Regions from separate parts of the Homo sapiens genome. Here region 2 is linked to region 1. Evidence: chromatin loops called from intact Hi-C (ENCODE). Cell type or tissue: PC-3. All regions are shown on one strand. Links, peaks and the distances in the headings refer to the core of each region. The heading gives the core; the rest is flanking DNA.

Region 1 (2,922 bases), core at 331-2,830:
AACCTCCGCCTCCCAGGTTCAAGCGATTCTCCTACCTCAGCCTCCCGAGTAGCTGGGACTACAGGTGCATGCCACCACGCCCCAATAATTTTTTGTATTTTTAGTAGAGACAGGATTTCACCGTGTTAGCCAGGATGGTCTTGATCTCCTGACCTTGTGATCCACCCGCCTCTGCCTCCCAAAGTGCTGGGATTACAGGTGTGAGCCACCACATCCAGCCAACCATTTTTGATTCTTTAAAAATCATCGCATGGGGGCCAAGCACGGTGGCTCACGCCTGTAATCCCAGCACTTTGGGAGGCCGAGGCAGATGGATCACTTGAGGTCAGGAGTTCAAGACCAGTCTGACCAATATAGTGAAACCCCACCTCTACTAAAAATACAAAAGATTAGCCAGATGTGGTGGTGCACACCTGTAGTCCCAGCTACTCGAGAGGCTGAGGCAGAATTGCTTTAACCCAGGAGGCAAGCCAAGATCGCACAACTGCACTCCAACCTGGGTGATAGAGTGAGATTCCATCTCAAAAAAAAAAAAAGTTATTGTGTGTGGAACACAATTTGGCTTCTAGCTGAATCCAGTCTCCCCCCTAAAAAAGATTTAAAAATCATAATGTGAAAGTTGTCAGAATCAAAATGGAGTCACTGATGTTAAGAAAATAAAAGAAAAACCTGACAAATAGAGCTGAAGGCCATAAAGACAGAGTTCTCATTCTTAGATGCCTGATAACAAAAACTATCACAAAAAATTGCAAAAATCACAACCTTGCCCAAAGGACATTTGCACCCATATACAAAAAATACTTCTGAAAAGACATCTGCCCAGCAACAGCCTGTCCAGCCTTGGACTGGTGTCACCATTGTTGTTGATATTTTTAGCCAAGGATAATCATTTCAAAACAATTATATAATCCTCATTTTTCCTTTAAAAACCATTACCTTCCTTTATCTCCCTGAATATGTGCATAGCTTACTATGGCATGCATATTCCCATTGCAATGCTCTATTCCAAAATAAATTCGTTATTTATTTTAGAGAGCCTCTTTCTCTTTGTCATTTAGGTTGACAATAGTAAAGTGTTTTCTGAGTTGGGCACGGTGGCTCACACCTGTAAACCCAGCACTTTGGGAGGCCAAAGCAGGTGGATCACCTGAGGTCAGGAGTTTGAGATCAGCCTGGCCAACATTTAGTTTCTACTTAAAAAAAAAATATATATATATATATATATACACACAAAAATTAGCCAGCCATGGTGGTGGGTGCCTGTAATCCCAGCTGCTCAGGAACCTGAGGTAGGAGAATTACTTGAACCTGGGAGGCGGAGGTTGCAGTGAGCCGAGATCGCGCCACTGCACTCCAGCCTGGGTGACGGAACAAGACTCTGCCTCTAAATAAGTAAATAAATAAATGTGTTTTCTGGTATGAAATGTAAGGAATTTGGAAGTCATCACTCCCATCCTCAAAACAAGAAAAAAAGATGGACATACTGAAAATCAACAACTCTTCTTAGATCTGTCAGAGAATTAAGGTTACAAGACAAACTACTGCCCCCAAAATGGAGAGACAGACAGGCAACTACATAGCCCACACCGGGACAGTAGGGACACTTTAAACTATAATTAGCAAATTACTGGAGACTCAGTGTAGACCAGCTTGAGTGTTAAAAAACTCAGAGAGGGCCCAGTCTTTGGGAGGCCCCTACATGTTCCTGAGTTTTACTTCCTCCCAGAGCCCTAACAGGTTCTTACTTTAAAGATAGAGAAAAATTCCCTCTGACTTCCAGCAGAGGGAGAGGGATAGTAAGCATTTTGAAAAACACCTAGAATTCTCTGATCTCCTTAACAGTTCTTGCCCTCCAGGGAAATTATTTATCAGAGAATAAACTGGTGTTTTACCAAAGACTAACTGACCTTTGGGAAAGGAAAACCTAATTTCACCTCCCTCTAGCCTTCAGCTGGAGGAAGAGAAATATTCCACTCCAGCCCCCTCTGGCCTTTGATGTGGAAGAAGGGTAATATCCAATTCAGACTCACTAAAAGACTGAGACCTAATTGTAGAACTATAGAATGCCCTTCCTACACTCATACCTTACAATCAAATCAGTGGGGTTCCTGTGCAATAACAGATTATAGCTAAAGGAACTGTGCCACAAACCCTATTTAAAGAGTCCCTCAGAAAGGCTAAATAAAACAGGGGAGTAAAAAACAATGACATTAGAGGACATTTTAGCCTGAGACACCATAGCTACAACAACCAGTAAACACAGCCTAACCCCCAGCCAGATAATATCAAATATCACATTAAAGGCCTATTCACCTTGGTTTCATTTACATTTACATCATGTCTGGCTTTCAAAAAAAATTATAAGGCAAGGTAAAAGGCAAAAACAGTCTACAGAGACAAGCAGAAACAGACTCAGGGATAGCAGACATTTTGGAATTATGAAACTGGGAATTTCAAAGTGAAAGAGAAATAAAGTCTTTCTCAAACAAAAATTTAAAGAATTTGTCACTAGCAGACCAGCAAGAAATGTTAAAAGAAGTTCTTCAGAGAGAAGAAAAGTGGCATAGGTAAGAAACTCATCTAGGAAAGGAGTGTTGGCGAAGGAATAAATAAAGGTAAAATAAAATATTTTTATAATTCTTAATTGATCTAACAGACAATTTGTACAAAATAATAATAGCAACAGTGTATTCGGTATTGTATCTCATGGATAAGTCAAATGTTATAAGGAACAAGAGGGAGGAATTGTTATAAAGTATTGGCACTACTCATGAAGTGGTATAGTGTTATTTGAAAATGGACTTGATCAATGGCCATAGCACCCTGAATGTTCTCAATCTCATCTGATCTTGGATGCTAAACAGGGTCAGGACTGGTTAGTACAGGGATTGGAGATGGCCTAGGAATACCACGTGCTGTAGG
Region 2 (2,922 bases), core at 146-2,645, 300 kb after region 1:
AAGACATGATTCCATGGGATTCTTTCCACTGTATCACCTGCCATTCTGCCCAGAGCATAGCTTTGCTCTGTACTGTGGTCATACTGAACCACTGCTATTGCTCAACTGACTTTCAAGTAGTGCCAGAAGGCTGCAAGAAGAGGTTGTGAACAAACCAAGTCTGTTCCCTCTGTTGGAAAACATAACTCTAAAATATGCTTTGCTAATTTTGACTCAGTTGCATCTCTTTGTGGAGCAGACAACACATATGTTCATATGAAAAAATAGTCATAGTGAGACTACTTGCTGTGCTGCTCAATGTCCCATAGAGTATTTCTTAAAATTCGTGGAATGCCTAAGATTCTGAGATCACTCTCTCAGTTCTAAAATCTCTACCAAAAAATAGCTCAAGACCACCAGGATCTTTTGGATTGAAAAGCAAGAACAACCCAAGGTCTTTACTGTGCATGGGAAGGTACATATATATTATAATGAATATTTCTATATGTAACTTCTATTTCATATATGCAGATGCATAATTTTTGGTTTGTTTTCTCAATATTTAAAGTGGGCAGAGCTCCATTCTGGATGTAGGTAAAACTTACGTGTTCTAAATATCATAATTTTATTCTCCACTACTTTTAATTTCTTCAGGTTTTTCTATAGCTAAACAAAAGACATAATTTGCTTGTATTCATCTTCTTTATTAATTGAACACACTTATTGTAAATGGAATTGGCACTTTCAATCACCCTCATTATATTTACTAGGATGAAATTAATAACCCAAAGATTCAGTGTTTTCCCATACTAGGTTCTGTTTCACATTTGAGCTTATTTGGACAAATACTACTTCCCTGCACACTGAAAGGATCTGTAAAATATTGCTCCTTGATCTCTGCATAAGAAGCAATTTGTTGGACTCCAGTGTTGGAGAGCAATACTTCAGGGTTGATGCTTGGGAATGTGTAAATCTTGCCTATGGATTTAGATGTCTGTTCAACAAGATTGCACCACAAAAGCCTCACACCTTTATTATGTTTCACACGTTACATTGCACTGACAAGTTTAACTGCATCCACGACTGGGCCAGCTGATGTTTAAATTCTCAAATACCTTAACATTTGAATGTCTCAGGCAAGAAACCTGACTATTCAGAAGGCACAAGCTGTAATATTTCAGGCAAGTCAAAATCAGAAGTGAAGGCTTTTGGCCATAGATTTTACTAGTGCATTTATATTAACCTCTATGCATTTCCATAAGGCTTTAAAACCATTTCTTAGGCAGTATTTTTCTGTGGGTCTTCATTAAAGTATGGATCTTATTTAATCTACTTGGAAAAATCCCTTCAGGATCCCAGGAGCTGTCCTCCTCCATTCCTTTTAAAAGCACTTTCTCTTCTGCCTAAAAACTCAAGTACTCTCTTAACTAAGTGCGGACTGAAATATTTCACTATGGATTTGAACAGGAGCCAACAGTGATGATGAAAGGAAAACTTCTCCCTATAAAAGGTTTATTGTCAGCGCTTTCTAAAGATGAAGATGCTTCTGAAACAGACTACTGACATTTTCACAAACATTGACACAGCCTTCTCAACCTCTCCTAGACCTATGATTTGGGTCCCTTTCTTTTAGGAATGCTCTGGACCTTTGACCTTCTGAATAGCCAACTCTATATAACTGCTCCCTCCCCCATCAATATAACGTATATTATAAAAAGGAAAGGGGGATGGGGTAGCTTGGCCCTCACGCTATTGGAAAAGTAGTTGAAATTCCTTGCATTCCTTTGCATTTAACAGCATGTTTACCTAATCACCGGCTTATTAGGATTAACACAAGTCATGCTTCAAGCTCATTTAGTGAAAACAAACTGACTCCTATAGACTCAGATTTTTCCTCATAACAGCCAAGGGTAAATTTCTAAGTAGTTCTAATTTTTAGGAACGGTATTGGGAAAATATAAAGTTATAAACAAGCAAGTCTTTAGAATACATTAATTATATTCAATCTTGCCCATGGGTCTGGATGTGGGCAGCCTGAGTTATGGACTACCCCTTTTCATTAAAGGGTTTCTCTACTCTACTAAAGTGGCATGCCCACTAACCTGGTGATTAAAATAATAAATTATTATAGCCATCTCACAGAGTGATGGAGACCCTTAGGCTTTATATTCTGATGAACATGAAGCGCTGTTTTCTTAAATCACAAATTTAGCTTCAGAATCTTTATTGTGCTTCATACAATGTCGTGTTCAATACATGTTTTTTAAACATTACTTTATATGCAAAGACTTTTCTCTACTGAAGGTATAAAAGCAATCATTATCTTATTTTAATAGCTTAATTCACTGCTGTATCCCAATAAGTCCTGTTTGAATAATTGAGTACGTGAGCTAGGTTGTTCCTAATGACTTTGGAGCACCTCTAAAAATACCGAATGGCATACACTCAGATATTAGGTAAATATTTCTTTATTAAATGGTTAATTCCATAAATAAAATCTTTTCACTGAATATAAAATTAAAATCATTTACAAATTATTCCAGTATTACATTTCCCCTCCCTCCCCAAAAGCTACATTTTGATAAATAAAACATTCAGTCTTAAAACACCTGATTTCTGTTTGCAGTTTAGAGTGCAGATAGCTGCCTCTCACAGACACTCATGGAGTGTCCCCCTTCAGGAAGGGATGGAATGCCCTCCCATTTACTTTTGTCAAAGGACGAATAAAAGCTTTAAACTGTCCAACTAATCTTATTATCTCTTTTACGACTGTAGAACCCCAAAAGGAAAAAAGCCTAGAGAAAATATGCTTAGCAAATAATTTACAAACAGAAAACAGAAAGTCATCAACTCCACAAGCTCCAAAATGAAGCAGTAACATGTGCTCCAATACTATGAAGCAAAGTATTCTCCAATCGTGGCTGCATTAGTGTCCATCCGCAC

Evidence for each region. A loop is a pair of places that touch in the nucleus more often than their neighbours do. Peaks named below come from ENCODE experiments on the same cell type or tissue, not always from the same donor. Only the 100,000 strongest peaks of a DNase experiment are listed, where the experiment ranks them.
Region 2: a loop joins it to region 1, with 8 times the contacts of the local background. A loop is called at or near these places in 5 of 110 quality-filtered maps.

The regions. Positions count from the first base shown.
Region 1 is chr1:85,883,682-85,886,603 of GRCh38, reverse strand. All of the region lies in intron 32 of COL24A1 (collagen type XXIV alpha 1 chain), which reads left to right. It also overlaps the pseudogene RNA5SP51. Among named protein-coding and RNA genes, the nearest start is that of ZNHIT6, 180 kb to the right of the region's middle. In PC-3, for the core only: CTCF peaks have their summits at 1,596 and 1,802 (motif pointing right); a DNase peak (open chromatin) is centred at 1,773.
Region 2 is chr1:85,583,215-85,586,136 of GRCh38, reverse strand. CCN1 (cellular communication network factor 1) reads right to left here. Exons shown (of 5, transcript NM_001554.5): 5 at 2,187-2,922. Among named protein-coding and RNA genes, the nearest start is that of CCN1, 3.9 kb to the right of the region's middle. In PC-3, for the core only: no CTCF peak of the experiment used is centred there; a DNase peak (open chromatin) is centred at 1,626; H3K4me3 peaks cover 1,683 bases; H3K27ac peaks cover 1,730 bases.